Linked DNA regions of Mus musculus: region 1 is linked to region 2. The links are chromatin loops, found by intact Hi-C in ENCODE. Cell type or tissue: heart. All regions are shown on one strand.

Region 1 (8,000 bases), 130 kb before region 2:
GATGCTGTGTGTGTGTGTGTGTGTGTGTGTGAGAGAGAGAGAGAGAGAGACAGAGACAGAGACAGAGACAGAGACAGAGAGAGCCTGAGTCTCTCGTGCAGCCTAGACAGATATATACCACATATAGGGAAAGTTTTGTTTATATATGTGCATCTATGTGCCTGTGGAGGACAGAAGAGGGCCTCCCATCCTGAGAACTGCAGTCACAGCTGGTTGAGAACCTCTGTTCGCATGGTGACCATGGTTGCTGGGAACTGAACTCTATCTTTTGTAAGAACAGCAGATGTTCTAAGCTCTGGGCCTCTCTCTGGCCTCTCTCTGGGCTCTCTCTGGCCTCTCTCTGGGCTCTCTCTGGCCTCTCTCTGGGCTCTCTCTGGCCTCTCTCTGGCCCCTGTAGGAGTCTCTGCTCTGTTGGGGATCCATCCAGAACCTGTGCATGTGAGGCAATGACTCTGCCACTGAACTACACCCCAAACTCAAAAGTGATTTGGTTTGGGGTCTCAAGTAGCCCAAGCTGGCCTTGAACTCGACAAGAGTGGGTTTGAATTCCTGATCCTCCTGCCTTGGCCTCCTGAGAATTGGGTTTGAGATATACATCACTCTGCTTAGCTTTTGTCGCACTTTTCTTTTTAAGCATCTTTGGTTACCGGTTACCATGTACAGAGGTAATGCTAGAGGCAAGGATGAAGAGGGCACAGCCTGTGGGGAGGGGTATCAGGCTCCTGCGGTACAAATGACAATAAACATAGTGCTTCAGCAATATAACTTTTTTTTGTATAGTTTTGGAGGTCAGAGGCTCATATTGCTTGTTGCTTAAGTCAGGGTTGTGTTAATACGAGGGAGTTTAGGGGAGGACAAATCTATCCATTACTTTCTGTCTTAAAAACAAAAATTGCAAGCCGGGAGTGGTGGCCCATGCCTTTAATCCCAGCACTCAGGAGGCAGAGGCAGGCAGATTTCTGAGTTCAAGGTCAGCCTGGTTTACAGAGTGAGTTCCAGGACAGCCAGGGCTACACAGAAAACCCTGTCTTGAAAAACCAGAAAAAAAACAAAAAAACAAAAAAACAAAAATTACAACCAGGCATGGTGGCACATGCCTTTAATCCCAGCACTCGGGAGGCAGAGGCAGGCAGATTTCTGAGAAATCCTGTCTTGAAAAACCAAAAAAAAAAAAAAAAAAAAAAAATTGCATTTTATTTATGTGTGTGGGTATGAACTCAGGTCCTCTGGTTTGGCTGCAAGTGCCTTTACCTACTGAGCAATCACATCTCTGAATCCCCCTCCCCATTTTCAAGACAGGATTTCTTTGTGTAGCCCTGGCTGTCCTGGAACTCACTCTGTAGACCAGGCTAGTTTTGAACTCACATAACTCTGCCTGCCTCTGCCTCCTGAGTGCTAGGTTAAAGACATGTATCACCACCACCTGGGTTTTTCTAGATTCTCTCTCTCTCTCTCTCTCTCTCTCTTTCTCTCTCTCTCTTTCTCTTTCTTTTTTTCAAGATTTACTTATTTTACATATATGAGTACTCTGTAGCTGTCATGAGACATACTTGAAGAGGGCATCAGATCCCATTACAGATGGTTGTGAGCCACCATGTGGTTGTTGGGAATTGAACTCAGGACCTGTGGAAGAGCAGTTGGTGCTCTTTACTGCTGAGCCATCTCTCCAGCCCATTTTTCTCGATTCTTTTTTTTTTTTTTTTTTTTTTTAAAGATTTATTTATTTATTATATGTAAGTACATTGTAGCTGTCTTCAGACACTCCAGAAGAGGGCGCCAGATCTCGTTACGGATGGTTGTGAGCCACCATGTGGTTGCTGGGATTTGAACTCTGGACCTTCGGAAGAGCAGTCGGGTGCTCTTACCCACTGAGCCATCTCACCAGCCCTTTCTCGATTCTTAAAGTCAGCATTTCTTGGCTTGGCCTGGCTTCCTCTTCAAAGTCAGGAGGAGCGTCCTGCATACCAGTCCTCCTTGTAATTACACCATGTCTAACTGGATAATCCAGAATACTATTCCTCTCACAACCTTTAAGGGACACTCTGGGGATAGGTGTCTTTGGGAAGTTATTGTGGGGCACACTTCAAGGGGCTACTGCAATAGTCCAAGCAAGAGGTGATGGTGACCAGGCGTGGAGTGACAGCAGCGAAGCGCGTGACAAGTGTTGGGGTTCTGGATTGCTTTGAGGGCTGAGCCCACCGAATGTTCTAAAGGGTTGAATATGGACCATTCCTTCCATCCACTGGAGTGTAGTGGGGAGAGTATGGGTCATCTACTAGGCTAAGGTCATCTACTGGAGTCTGTGAGCCCATCCTGTGCCTCCACTTGGTTTACAGAGACTCAATTGAACCCACCATTGCTTTGGGAAGAGGTCCCCTCCAGCACACATCTCCCTCTCCCCCCTCAGGTTCTGCTGGGTCGGGTCTGGCCTATCCCCAACCTGACTCTCCAGGGAGGTAATTTCCAGCACCACCCTTTGAGATAAGGTCTCACTATGTAGTCGTGTGAAACCTAGAACTCACTCCGCAGACCAGGCTAGCCTCACACTCATGGAGAAACGACTGCCTCTGACTCCTGAGTGCTGGGATTAAGGATGTAAACAAGCATACCCAGCACAGTTCCCTGTGCTTTGGGTTCAATCGCTAGCACTGGAAATAATAAAGCAAAAAGATACCCAGCTGGGCATGGTGGTTCATGTCTGTCTATAATCCCAGCACTTGAGAGGTGAAGGCAGAAAGGTTGCCTTGAGTGTTCGTGCCCTGGTTCTTTCGTTCAGGGTAACCCATGTTCTGCTTATTTTCACGAGGCTTTAAGTAAGAAAGATTCTTTTATTATATGGGTGTTTTGCATGTGTGTATATATTTGTGCTACACGTGCATTTGGTGTCTGAGGAGGTCAGAGAGGGCGATGGCTCTCCCGGGGCTGGGGCTGCAGTTGTGAGTGCCACCGCATACATGGGTGCTGGGAACTGAGCCTGGCAGAGCAGCCAGAGAGCACTCCAGCCCTGTTTGTCACATGGCTTTTACGGAGGTGTTAGAAGTTAAGAAAGCTTTTCAAAAGGACCCGCACTTGACCCAAAGGCCAGAACAGTGAAGCCCAACTGGTGTCTAACCGATGTACTCTGTGAGTCTTGCCACGGCAGGCAAATCCTCAGGCAAGATGGCGGCAGCTGTCCGTGTGTCAGCGCGATGTACCCATATCCTAGGCAGACATCATGGATGTCTCAGTTTTTCTTCTCCTCCTCTTCTTCCTCCTCCGTCTTCATTTTCTTTTAGAGATCAAGACAGAATTTTGCTATGAAGGCCACACTAGCCTGGAACTCCAGGTTTCCTGTGTCAGCCACTATAGACAGACACTGCCCCTGGCTTTCAGCACCCTTTTAAAAACAAGAGTCCCGCAGAGGCAGGCGGATTTCTGAGTTCGAGGCCAGCCTGGTCTACAAAGTGAGCTCCAAGATGGCCAGGGCTATACAGAGAAACCCTGTCTCGAAAAAACCAAAAAACAACAACAACAAAACCAAGAGTCCCAATGTAGGTTCAAATTCTTCCCCAGAGACGGATGCCAATTGTGTGGTAAGAGTATTTAAGTTAAATTTGAGTTTTCTAATATAATCCCCCCAAACATGACTTTCTATACTCCTAGAGTGTCTTACTATTATTGTGACCAAAGCAACTCGGGGAGGAAATGGTTTACTGAGCTTATACTTCCATATCATTGATCATCATGAAAGCAGGTCAGAACTCAAACAGACAGGAGGTTTTTTCTTTTTCTTTCTTTCTTTCTTTCTTTCTTTCTTTCTTTCTTTTTTTTTTTTCAGTGCCAGAAATACAATTACATTCAGGAGGTTTTTTCAAGTCAGGGTTTCTCTGTATAGCCCTGGCTGTCCTGGAACTCAGTCTGTAGACTAGGCTGGCCTATAACTCAGAAATCTACCTGCCTCTGCCTTTGCCTCTGGGATTAAAGGCATGTGCCACCACATGGCAGCCCTCTTATCTCAGCCTTTCAAAAGATGTGAGATTATAGGCATGAATTGCCAAGTCCTGTTTAAAACACACATCTTTATTTGAGTGCCTGTAGTCAGCTGGGCCCTTTATATTCCTATCTCACTTACAAACTCTTTTAAGAGGACTTGTGACAATTTCAAATTTACAGCTTTGGAAAGCAAGAGGAAGTAAGTATCTAAATGAATATTCGAGGCTGATTTTGAAGCTTTGCTGTTGAATTACACTGCCAAGGTGGTTAGTCTATTTTAGGTTTCAGAAGGTCTCTTAGGTGAATAAAGAGAATGACAGCTCATCCAAGTAGAGAGAACTGACCGGTCTGGTAAAGTAAGCTAGTTAGACAGCCAGTTTCCTGGGCTTGATTCACTGACATATAAATTAGGAACAGCACAGATCCAACACTTCAGAGGCAGAGACAGGCCAGCCTCTGATCCTTAGGAACTTCAAGGCCAGCTTAGGCTACATGAAAGTCTGGTTCCAAAACAGACACACAAAATAGGAACAGCATTATCTGTTGTAAACTGCTTTAAGAATCAAATGTGATTATGATTGTAAAGTACTATGTTCCAGAGATCATAGAAAATGAGTGATGTTGTTATCACTATTACTTCCCGTGCTGTGAATTAGGTCCAGGGTTCTATCACGGACCAGCACAACGAACCCCTCTTTTTGTAATAGTTATTTCTTCTCTTCCTGGTCTTTCATCTCTACGGAACACATTCCAAAGAGACTACATTTTCCAGCATGCCACATTGCCCTTTGACCTCTGCGAGACTAAAAAGATGCGCCATAGTACGCCAGGAGCCGGAAAACTCAGACTCCCGGCTTGCAGCGCGCGGTCCTCCCTTAGACTCGAGGGGCTGCGGGCGCGTGGTGCTCTGGGAGCTGTAGTCAGCGGCGCGTTGCCCTGACGCCGGCCGGGCCCGGGCGTGGGGGCCTGTGGGAGGTGGCGCGGCCGGGCCCAGCTGCGGGGCGGAGGTGGAGGCGAGGCCTGCGGCTGCGGGGAGCGGCAGGCCGGGAGTGGGCGCGGGAGCCGAGCCGAGCCGAGCCGAGCCGAGCCGGAGTGGGCGCCGGAGGCCGGCGCGGCGAGCAGCAACCATGTCGGTGTTCGGGAAGCTGTTCGGGGCTGGAGGGGGTAAGGCGGGCAAGGGCGGCCCGACCCCCCAGGAGGCCATCCAGCGGCTTCGGGACACGGAGGAGATGTTAAGCAAGAAGCAGGAGTTCCTGGAGAAGAAAATCGAACAGGAGCTGACGGCTGCCAAGAAGCACGGCACCAAAAATAAACGCGGTGAGACGGCTGGGGCCCCATCAGACTCTCCACTGGCTCTCCTAAGGCTCCCCAGGCCCGGACTCCACTTTGTCTAACTCGTTTCGGGGTCTCTCTCGACTCTGGAACTCTCCGGCCAGACTTCTTTCGTTGTCCAGCCGAGCCGGGGATCCCTTTCCATCTGACTCCTTCTGGGTCTCCTTGAGCCGGTTCACTTGCATCATCAGACTCCCTTCAAACTCTCCCTACCCTGGCAGGCCTCTTCTGACCCAGATCTCACAGCACTTTAACTTTGCTCAGTCTGTTCCACTCTGTTCCATTGTATTCTTTTCTCTTTGGCCTCACCCATCTTCCCAGCCACTGCCTCTACCCCCACCTTGGTTCATTTCTTTGCCCCACCCTATCATTTATGTGTTTCTTGGTCCACCTCTGTCCTCTCCTGAGCCCTTGGTGACGTCTGAGCTGCCTTCTGCCCCTGACTTAGGAGTCTTCTTGAGAAGCTTCCTTTATGGAGAAAAAAGAGAACTGGGGAGTGAAGAGACCCTCTGGGACCCGCTCTGTCTGTTCACTTGTTGAGTGTACTTGTTAAGTTTTGAGTTCCACATCCACCGGCTAGGAGCTGGCCACTGGAAGACCTAAGATGTCGATAACCCTGTGATTCTCAGAGCTTCCGTGTTGTAAGCCTTACCCTCTTGTGACTCACCACTTCCCCGTTCCTCCTGAACCAGAAATGACGAGGACTCTGCCTCTGTTGACCCAGTCCTGTTGTTGATTGGAACTTGAAAGCTTCTTTGCTTCCTGTCTAGGAATCGAAACTGTCTAGGAAGTACCTTGTAGTTTTCTTCAGTGAGATGGATGTGAAAATGTGTGAATGACTGTAAAGAAAGTCAAAATGCTCATGTGTGTTTTTGTTACAACAATGTGAGCATGAATCATAGCGTGACAGGTCACCCCTTGAGAGTGGGCCGAAGTTGAGAGATAGAGAGAGGTGGGGGGGGGGGGCTGGCTTAGGAATCATGCAAACAAGTATTTAACCCAGAAGGTTACCAGGGAAATTTCTTCCGGGACTGTGACCTTTAGTGGATTTATCCTCCTAAGAGTGTTTATAATATCCAGTACTAGTAGGGGCTTAACTAACATGGGAAACATTAGCTTGTTTTGTATCACAATGATAACCTATCTTGAGGGCTGCTCCTCTGCCAATATCATAGCAAACATTGAGGGAATTCTGAGTACCCAGGACATCCAGTCTGATTCATAGAGGGATATCAAACAATGTCTGCTTTAAAGAAAAGGTACTAGCCGTGCATGTCCCTGAAAGCCTGTAAGCTCAGACCTGGGAGGTGGAGGCAGGAGGGCCAAGGTCATCCGTGTTTACAGAGCAGTCTGAAGGCCCAGATGGCCAACAAGAGAGATACTGTCTCAAAAAGGAAGATGGTGGGGGTAGGGGAGACACTACATGAAGAAACTAACCAATTTGGAGATGTTAGTGATGAGCACTAATTACGACTAAGAAGTGGGGTCATAGTGATAGAGTAGGGTGCTGTCTTGGTAGGATGGTCAGGGTAACATCTTTGAAAAGTTCAAGTTTGAACTGCGGCCTTTTGAAGTACCCAGCTTTGGGGGGATTTTTCTTGGTTGGGAGAATAGCAGAGGAATGGCTGGGAAGTTGGCCTGCTTTAAGAGGTTGAAAGATCTCTGTATCTTTCTAGTGGTTGAAGGGAGAGTGGGGGAAGCGAAGGGAGGGGTGGGCCTTGAATTGCTAACATCAGAGTTTGAATTCTAAGTGGATGGAAAGCTTTTGAAGGGTGTTCTGAAGCCAGTCCTAATCACTGGTTAGAGTTTTAAGCATCTGGCTGTGTCTGGAGAGTGGGAAGGGCATGTAGGGAAGGTGCAGGCATCCATCTGTGGACCGGACACCAGTTAGAGCTGTGGAGAAGAACGGACGGGGCTGTGTTCTCTAATCAGCCCTTTTCTCTGACAGCTCTGCCTTAATCAGGACCCTCTTTTCACCAGTGGTAATTAGAGTCCTGGATTTTGCCAGTCTGCATGTTGGAGGTTTGTTTCCTCACTGTGGAGTGGAGGAGGGTTGTCAATATGCATCCTCTCCTGCCTCCCAGACGCCGAGCACACTGCCCTCCTGCCATACAGTGAGATCAGTAACTCAGGTCCCTGGCCAGGCTAGCTTAGTTTCTGCAGTTGTATAGGGGACCGAACTGGCTTTCCACACGCTTGTAGAGAGACTGGAGAAGTGACTCAGTTGTAGGAAAATTGTTGAACTTTCTCTGTCTTTTTGAGTTTGCCTGTGAGGACAGGAGCTGCTGCAAGCTTCCCTTCTTTTTATTGTTTTGAGGTCTGATGTATTCTTGTCCTAGGACCTAACCACTTCCTTAGACAGTGCTGTGAGGTTTTACTACCACCATGTGCACACCATTCATATCTTGACCTACTGCTGGCTGGGACTCTGAATGTCAGAAATGAGAAAACACTGCCTGTCTTCCTGGAAGAAGTCAGGATTGGAAATGTGGGGGTGGGAAGGGCCAGGAGTAATTTTAGAAGTCAGTGGTGAAGTGTGTTTAGATGGTTGAGGTTACAGGGAGAGGTTCTTTTTTTTTCTTTTTTCTTTTTTTTTTTTTTTTTTTTTTTTGGGTTTTCGAGACAGGGTTTCTCTGTGTAGCCCTGGCTGTCCTGGAACTCGCTCTGTAGACCAGGCTGCCCTCGAACTCAGAAAT
Region 2 (8,000 bases):
CGTTCTGTGGGTGTAACGGGGATACTGGGAGGAGTGCCAGGGCCAGACACTTTGGCTCGTACCAAGACGCCTGGCTTACCAGGACGGGGCGGCCTGAAAAGGGGCTGCGTTCTTGACACACAAGCTTAATGATTCGGAGTGATGCTGAACGCGAGCATTTGGATGTAGAATCTTTGGTCTTTGAGCATGTCCTGGTGAACAAAGCCCCGATGACACAGCACTGAATTTACAGAGCTCAGGGTCAGATTAGCCCACATTGGCACAAAGTGTTCCTAAGCACAGAAGAAAAAGATATTCTAGATGAAACAAAAACCTTACAGTATGGGAATAAAATAAACAGAGATAAAAGTGTTGTTTTTTTTTTTTAAAGGTGGGGAAAGATCGTGGAAGATACTCATGTAAACTTCTGTACACCCCCCTTTGCCCCAATATCACTAACCCTAAGTAAAAAAAATCCAGAAGTGAGTGAATTTTCTGAACAGTTTCATCAGGTTTCAGACACAGTTTTTCAGATTTAAATTTTTTTTAAAAAGATTTATTTATTTTATGTATATGAGTACACTGTAGCTGTTTTCAGACACACCAGAAGAGGGCATCAGATTCCATTACAGGTGGTTGTGAGCCACCATGTGGTTGCTGGAAATTGAACTCAGGAACTCTAGAAGAGCAGTCAGTGCTCTTAACCACTGAGCCATCTCTCCAGCTCCAAGAAATATTTTCTAAGTTTCATTTTCCTCCAAAACTTCTACAACATCTTGTCTTTTGCTGTTGTCCCTAATGGTAACTAAGGAAAAAACAAACAAACAAACAAACAAAAACAAAGACGATGCCTGGCTTACCCTGGGATTTTAATAATTAGGAAGACTGGAGAGCTGGCTCAGTAGTTAAGCACTTGTTGCTCTTGCAGAGGACCTGAGTTGGTTTTCCAGTACCCGACAAGGTGGCTCACAACCACCTGTAACTCCAGTTCTAGGTGATCTGACGCCCTCTTCTGACCCCATCAGGCAATCAGGCACCAGGATTGCAAAACACCCATACACATAAGTCTTAAAAAATAATTAGGGGCCGGGCGTAGTGGAGTACGCCTTTAATCCCAGCACTCGGGAGGCAGAGGCAGGCAGATTTCTGAGTTCGAGGCCAGCTTGGTCTACAGAGTGAGTTCCAGGACAGCCAGGGCTACACAGAGAAACCCTGTCTTTAAAAAAAAAAAAATTAGAGAAAACGTAGCACAATCATTTAGCATGTAGACTCTAAAATTGGACTTCATCATTTTTCTAGCTGTGTGGTTTTGGGGAATTTAACCTCTTTTGTGACTGTCTCCTCACTTATGGGGATTTTAATAGTACTTATTTCATAAGACTGTTACAGGGGTTAAGCTTGAAGAGCAGTCAGTGCACTGCCTGGTAACTAACTAGTTAGTGCTGCATAACTGTTAGCTAGTGTTGCCAGCATATTTTCTTAGAAACATCGCCCTTCAAATTCTCATCTTGTGAGACTCTTCTGAGGTGATACTGAGAGTCTTCTTGACATTTCTTTGTTGGATTTGTTATGGTCAACCATAAAACAGACATTAAATGAGGGATCTACTATTTTTATGCATTGAAGACTGAACAAGACAGACAATAGCCTGTCCTTGCACTCATCACACTGTAGTGGAAGTGTGTTTGGCAGAGAGACAATCAGCTAATATACACATTTCAGATGGGACATTGTTCTGGAGAAGAATCTAACAAGAAAGAATACAGTAGTGAAAGGTGGCTATCTAAAATGTGGACAGGTAAGACAATTAATTGATTAATTAATTAAGACGGGGTTTCACTGTATAATCTTGGCTGGCCTGAAAGTTGGTATGTAGACTAGTAGCCTCAAACTCCCAAAGATCTCCCTGTCTCTGCTTCCCATGTGCTGGACTATTACTCCTGACCATGTAAGAGTTCTTTTTAGAAAGCCTGAAGATGGCTGGTCATAGTGGTACACACCTTTATTTTTTTCCTCATAGATTTATTTGTTTATTATATGTAAGTACACTGTAGCTGTCTTCAGACACTCCAGAATAGGGCATCAGATTTCAATACAGATGGTTGTAAGCTACCATGTGGTTGCTGGGATTTGAACTCAGGAGCTCCTGAAGGGCAATCGGTGATTTTAACCGCTGAGCCATCTCTCCAGCCCCTGGTATACACCTTTAATCCCAACATTTAGGAGACTGATGCAGGCAAATCTATGGTTGTTTGAGGACAGCCTGGTCTACATAGTGAGTTCTAGGATAGCTAGAGTGAGACTCTGTCTCAAACAAACAAAAACATTAAACAAACCAACAAACCCAAAACCTAAAACTTAAAAGAAAAAAAAAAGCTAAAGAAAAAAAGCACAAAAGAAACTGTTTAAATGGCAAGGAGCAAGCCATAGCAATATCTAGGAGAATAACATGAGGGCAAAAGCAAAGGCCCACAAGAAGCAGTATACCTGGCATTTTAGAAGACCAGGAAAAAAGCCAAGAAGTAACTGGAGCAAAATAGCAGACTAAAGCTTACAGTGTCAGGAGGGTGGCAGCGGGTGATAAGGTATTCAGGACCTTGTAGAATGTGCACAGAATTCCCAGTGGCAGCAGACTATCATCTGCAATCTTTTCTAATGGAAGCCACGACCGGAGCAGGGCACCAGTGGCAGCTTGCCTGACAGTGGGGCTGCAAGTTCAGAGAATGCTTCTCAGAGGAGGAGGCTCCTCCTGAATATGGGATGAGTGAAAAGGCTGCCTGAGGTGTTAGTTAATAGATTGCTATATCCAAAGTCTAGCGGTGGTGGCACATGAGGTGGAGGCCAGCCTGGTTTACAGAGTGAATTCCAGGAAAGCCAAGGCTACCCCGAGAAACCCTGTCTTGAAAAAACAAACGGACAAGGAAACCCAACAAAGAATAGATGGTATATTTGAGCAAATATAGGAAGACTGTTACACAGAGAGGGAAGTGAGGAGCTGGATAAAACCAGAAAAAGCAGAGGAGGTTGGTAGGGGCTGGACTGATTGATGGAAGTGTTTATTGATCACCATAGTAGGTCTGGAAACACAGTAATGTACAAAAACCAGTAAAGAATTCCTGGTCTTGGCGCTGGGGAGATGGTTTAGTGAGTAAGACTGATTGCTCTTCAAGGCTGAGAACCTGTTTGAATCACCCATTCCCGAACTCAAGAGGCCTGGCCTCGCTGTGATGCCAGCAGTTGGAAGGCAGAAGCAGGGAGGATTAGGAGTTCAAGATTATTCTCGGCTACAGAGCAAGTACAAAGCTGGCCCGGGCTACAGAGACCCTGCCTCAAACTCTGTCCTAATTCCCAACAGGTAATGAAATCACAGGTCTGAAGGGAATGGGGAATACAAATAAGTACGTCTCCAGCTTTCTGGGAGATTTGTGACTATAGCTGACAATGGTCCTCTTTGCTCTCAGAAGACCCCCTGATGGTCTGGAGAGGCAAATTGGGGATGTAAGTGGGAGAGACAGGAGACTGAAAAACTGATTCAAATGGGAGATCCTGACATGATAAATATTTAGGAGGAAGAACCAACACCCAGATTAAGTAAGAAAACATTTCATCCCATAAGGGCAAAACTACTTAATCAGGCTTTTTTTTTTTCCACCTTTGACGAGAGACCCCAGACATCGAAGCGTCTCCGCCCAACCCCAAGCCTTCCCAGCGAATGGTAGCATTCTAATTCCTAGAAAGTGAAATAACCGCTCCAATTGCTTCTGGCCCCTGCCGCACCGCCTCCAGCTAACAGAGAGGGCTCCATCTCCAGGCCTCGCCCAATCAAGCGCCACCCCCGCGCCGCGCTCCTCCCTTAGGATCTTCCTCCTTCCGGCTCCCGCCCAGGGTCTACCTCCGACTGTCCTGCCCGCGGTGTTACCAAGGCCCACCTCCTGCAGACCGGCGGCAACCTCTTAGCACCGCCTCCGCTTCCGTAGGCCCAAGCTCCGCCCCTCAGACTCCTCCCCTGGGCACGCTCTTCCCCCCCACCCCGGCTCCGCCCTCAGCCTGCTGCTCCTCCCTCGTGTCCTCCCGCCCGTCAGCCCTCGGGACCCCCTCCGCCCCGCCTTCAGCACCCGGCTGGTGGAAGCCACAAACTCCTTTCCCTCAGCCCCGCCTGCCTCCTCCGTCCCCCCACCCCACGCTAGACCCCGCCCCGGCCCCGCCCTCCTCCTCTGCGCGCCGAAGCTCTGGACCTTTCCAAAGCCCGGCGCGAGGGGTGTGCAGGGAGCCCACGCGTTTGGAGAGCCCGGCCCGTGCAGGGCGGCGCTGGGGACTGAGTGCTCGGGTGGCAGGATCCTATTCGGAGGACCGAGAGGAGAACCGGGTAGGAGCCGGGGCGGCGGGCAGGCCGAGTGCAGACGCCTGTCCAGCACTCCCCCTCCCCGCGCTCGCCCCATTGGTGGCGGCCGAGCGAAGGACTCGCGGCTGCGGGGCTCGCGCCTCTGTCAGTGCGGCGGGGCGCGCGAGCGGCGCGGGGTGCGGAGCCGAGGGAAGCCGAGGGGGCGGAAGCGGTCGCGACTCTCGCGCGTGTGCTCGGGCTCCTCACGCGGCGGCCAGGGCCGCCTCTTCCCTCCCGCCCTCCGAGAGCAGACGCGCCGTCGCCCTTCGGTGCCGCGCGGCTTCCTCCAGACCTCGGCGCGGGTGAGTGGGGGCCGCGGGCCGCTCCTGAGGAGTGCGGGCGGGCTGTTCCGTGTGCCTTTTTCGTTCCTCACCTCCTCGGGCGGGCCGGTGCCTATTTTTAGAAACTCTTTCTCTCCGCGGTCCCGGGAGTCCTGGGAGCCGGAGTAACTCTCGGCCCCCTCCCTCTGTGCTCCCTCCCGGGCCCGCCGCCCCGGGTCGCCTGCCCCGGGGCCACGCGCGCCCGCCCCTGGACGCCTGGTATTCGCAGCTCGCCTCCGGTCGGTCGGCCGGGCGCGGGCCGGGAGTTGGGGGTGGGCCGGTGCCCGCTCGGAAGTTGGAGTCTTTTGTGCTGCGCCCCGCCCCGACCGGCGAGGGGAGGAGGGGAGGGAGCGGAGGTTGCGCCGGGGAGGCCTCGGGCGGGCTGGGGCCTGGCTCTGGCCTGGATTGGGGCCCCGGGTTTCTTCCGGCTTTCCAGTCGGTCCAGCTCTTTGAGGTTCCCTTAGGCGCGCAAAACTGGTCCTTTCTTTTCCCTCACGGGTCTGTCTGAGCGCCTTTCTCGCTACCCTTGCCTAGCCTTTGCTCGGTGTCTTGTGGAGCGCGGAAGGGAACGGCCAGCCCTCGAACTGGGGGGCCGCGTCCCCCACTTTGCTCCAGCCCGAGCCTCAGTTTTCACCTGGGTGAAATGGGGTCAAGGAGGAACGCAGCCTCTCCGGGTGTTAGTGAATTCAGGGAGGGAGTTAGTACAGGGCAGAAGCGTTAAATGCCAACAGGTAACGTTTAACGAGACTGACCCAGGAACTTCGTGAATGTATCGCCTCATGTCCACACCGGTCTTCCAGAGCTGTCCCTGCTCACAGGAGCAGAAATCAAGGTTCAGAGACATGAAACCGCCGTAGAAGTACAAAGCTGTTAGTAACCGTTACTTATTTCCTGATAGGAAATCTCTTTGTGCAGAGGGCATTTTGATTTACCGTTAGTCTTAACACCGTATAGGTAAGAAAGGTAGGCTCCTCTCTGAGACATTGACTGAGAGACAGGGACTGATCTGCCATAGATAAAATCTCCTTTTGTTGCTATCAGAACTCTGAGGGAAAGTGGTTAGGAGGAAATGTTTTTGCTGGTGTTGTGCTTAGACTGGTCCAGAGATCTTAAGTCTCAAACATAGTTCTGAGGTGTTTAGCTTCAGGACCTCACGGAAGTCCACCCTTTACTTTGTTTATTGCATGTCTCCATCATCCCCCCACCTCAGTCCTAGCGATCAGTCAGTCAGAAATGTAGGCAGCTCCAGTCATCTTTAACTCCCTGCCTTCAGATAGTGTTATTTTTCTTTTGTCTTCCAACATGGCCTAGAGGGATTAAAGAGAGCTAAACTTAACTTTGGCACCTGTTTTCCTTTTGCAGTGTGTTTGCAGTGAGTTTGATACTGGCTGCTGGGATCTGGTTCTTGAGAAGGTTCACAGGTTTGCATTAGTTCCTTGGACCTGTAGGTCTACTGTGTTTCCTCCATCCCTTCAGAGTCTAGGATACAGTAATGGTGGAACATAGGAGGTTGATGGCTCGATAAACCACCCCTTCTTTCCGTTTTTTCTGACCCTTGGAAAGGGGGATGTCATCTGAATGGACTACCTTGGTGATTACTAGATTCCTAGTAGCCTTTCTTTGAGTCTGTTTTGTTGTTACACCTCCTGTACATTGCCATTTCCTGAGTATGAGCTACCTTTTCAGGCCTTAAGATCATGAGTCTCAGGTAATTGGACATCTCAGAAGATCCTGTGTAAATTCAGCTGCTGTTTCTGCCTCAATGTTTAAAAGGCAGTGTCTGTATTTTCTTGTTACCAATTTTGTTTTAGTTTCCGAATGGTTTAGGTACTCTGCTGTAACCATTATCTGATTTCTAATCTAGTGTGAAGTCGTTTGCAGGGCTTTATTTATGCCTTTGTAGTGTCAGGCAGTGGAGACAAGATTGGAACATTTGCCTTTAGGATCACAGGATTTAGCTGGTGTTGTTCAAAGAGCTGAGCCACTTCTTGGGGTCCTTTGAGTCTGTTTCCTTATGTGTAAAGTCTCAAGGTACAGGTACTATGGAGACTACAAGGAAATAATTGTGAGAATGCTTGTTATCACTAATAGTAGCTAACCTTTATTAGTTATAGGTCTGAAGAGTTTTAGTGGAACGTGTCATTTAATCCTTGGAGCAGTCTATGAACTAGATATTTATTGTCCCTACTTTACAGATGAAACAGGCTTAGAGAAAGGTTCCGTTGACTTGTTCAGAGCCAAGCTGGATTCACTCTGCAGACAGTAACATTGAAAGTCAGATGCTTTAAAAAATTGTGGTATCAGATATATATGTCAAATTTTAAACAGTTGGCATTGTAATAGTTTTACAGTGTGCAATTATGTGGGATTAAGTATAGTCAAATTGTTCTACAGCTGACATTGCCAAATTATCATACCTTTTCCCAACTGAAATTCTCCTGGTCATACACTACTTGTTGAAGACTTCTGGCAAACACCATTTTGTGTTCTGGTGTAAATTTGATTACCCTAGGACTTTCACAGTGAAGTGAAATAATTCAATCTTTGTCCTTTTGTGATTGCCACAGCTAGCATTTCCTTCATTTCACAGTGTTCGGTAAATGCAGGATGATTTACTAGTTCCCATCTGCAGTAGAGTGACATCCCCAGAGCAGGAATGCAGGCCTGGTGTGCCTCTGGCAAAACCCCCTTTTCCCCTCTGTAGTTCAAGCTTTATTGCTGAAGCGAGTTATGGATTATATCAGCCCCTGTATTTTCAGATGAGATCTTCTATTCTTGAACTTGAACCCAGACATATTCTTTGATTGTTTGTCCATGTTTATTTGCCATTAGGGTTTGGGCATCCGGAGCTGTCGTGATCAGGAGCTGTGACAGCAGCTAGGATCAAAACTTGTCAGCTGAGTAAGTGGATTATCTCAGTGACAAGCACCCCCCTTGTGTTCTTCTCTCTCCATAAAGGCACACAAAAGGGACTGTTTGGAGTCTGGAGTCTTAGAAATTCTTATGGATCCTCACTGCTGTGGTTAGGGTGGGGTTAGGTGTCACATTTAGTCTTTCAAAATTCACTTTGGTTCATCTGTTTCTGTGTTTTGTGAGATTTTTTATATTTACAAAAGTAGCTGGAATTTTGTTCTGATGGTAATGTGGCTTTGGAGTAGGTAGTATTCCAGAAGTGAGGAGTAGGACAAGAAAACAAACATAAAAGTCTGATAGCTGACTTGGCCTGTATTCTAAGGTCAGAGTTCATTGACTAGTAGGTTTGATAAAGTGCCATTTTTTTCTCTTTCTTTTGTGGTGCTTGAGAATGAACCTGGAGTTCA

What was found. Peaks named below come from ENCODE experiments on the same cell type or tissue, not always from the same donor. Only the 100,000 strongest peaks of a DNase experiment are listed, where the experiment ranks them.
Region 1: it touches region 2 in a loop (2.3-fold over the local background); 4 of 42 quality-filtered maps call a loop at or near these places.

What each region holds. Positions count from the first base shown.
Region 1 is chr2:154,652,083-154,660,082 of GRCm38, forward strand. Chmp4b (charged multivesicular body protein 4B) reads left to right here and starts at 4,944. Exons shown (of 5, transcript NM_029362.3): 1 at 4,944-5,289. The coding sequence starts at 5,100. In heart, no CTCF peak of the experiment used is centred here; DNase peaks (open chromatin) are centred at 4,859 and 5,989; H3K4me3 peaks cover 3,254 bases; H3K27ac peaks cover 3,395 bases.
Region 2 is chr2:154,786,887-154,794,886 of GRCm38, forward strand. Raly (hnRNP-associated with lethal yellow) reads left to right here and starts at 4,224. Exons shown (of 8, transcript NM_001139511.1): 1 at 4,224-4,662. In heart, CTCF peaks have their summits at 575 (motif pointing right) and 3,790 (motif pointing left); DNase peaks (open chromatin) are centred at 3,255, 4,035, 4,425 and 4,995; H3K4me3 peaks cover 3,998 bases; H3K27ac peaks cover 3,170 bases.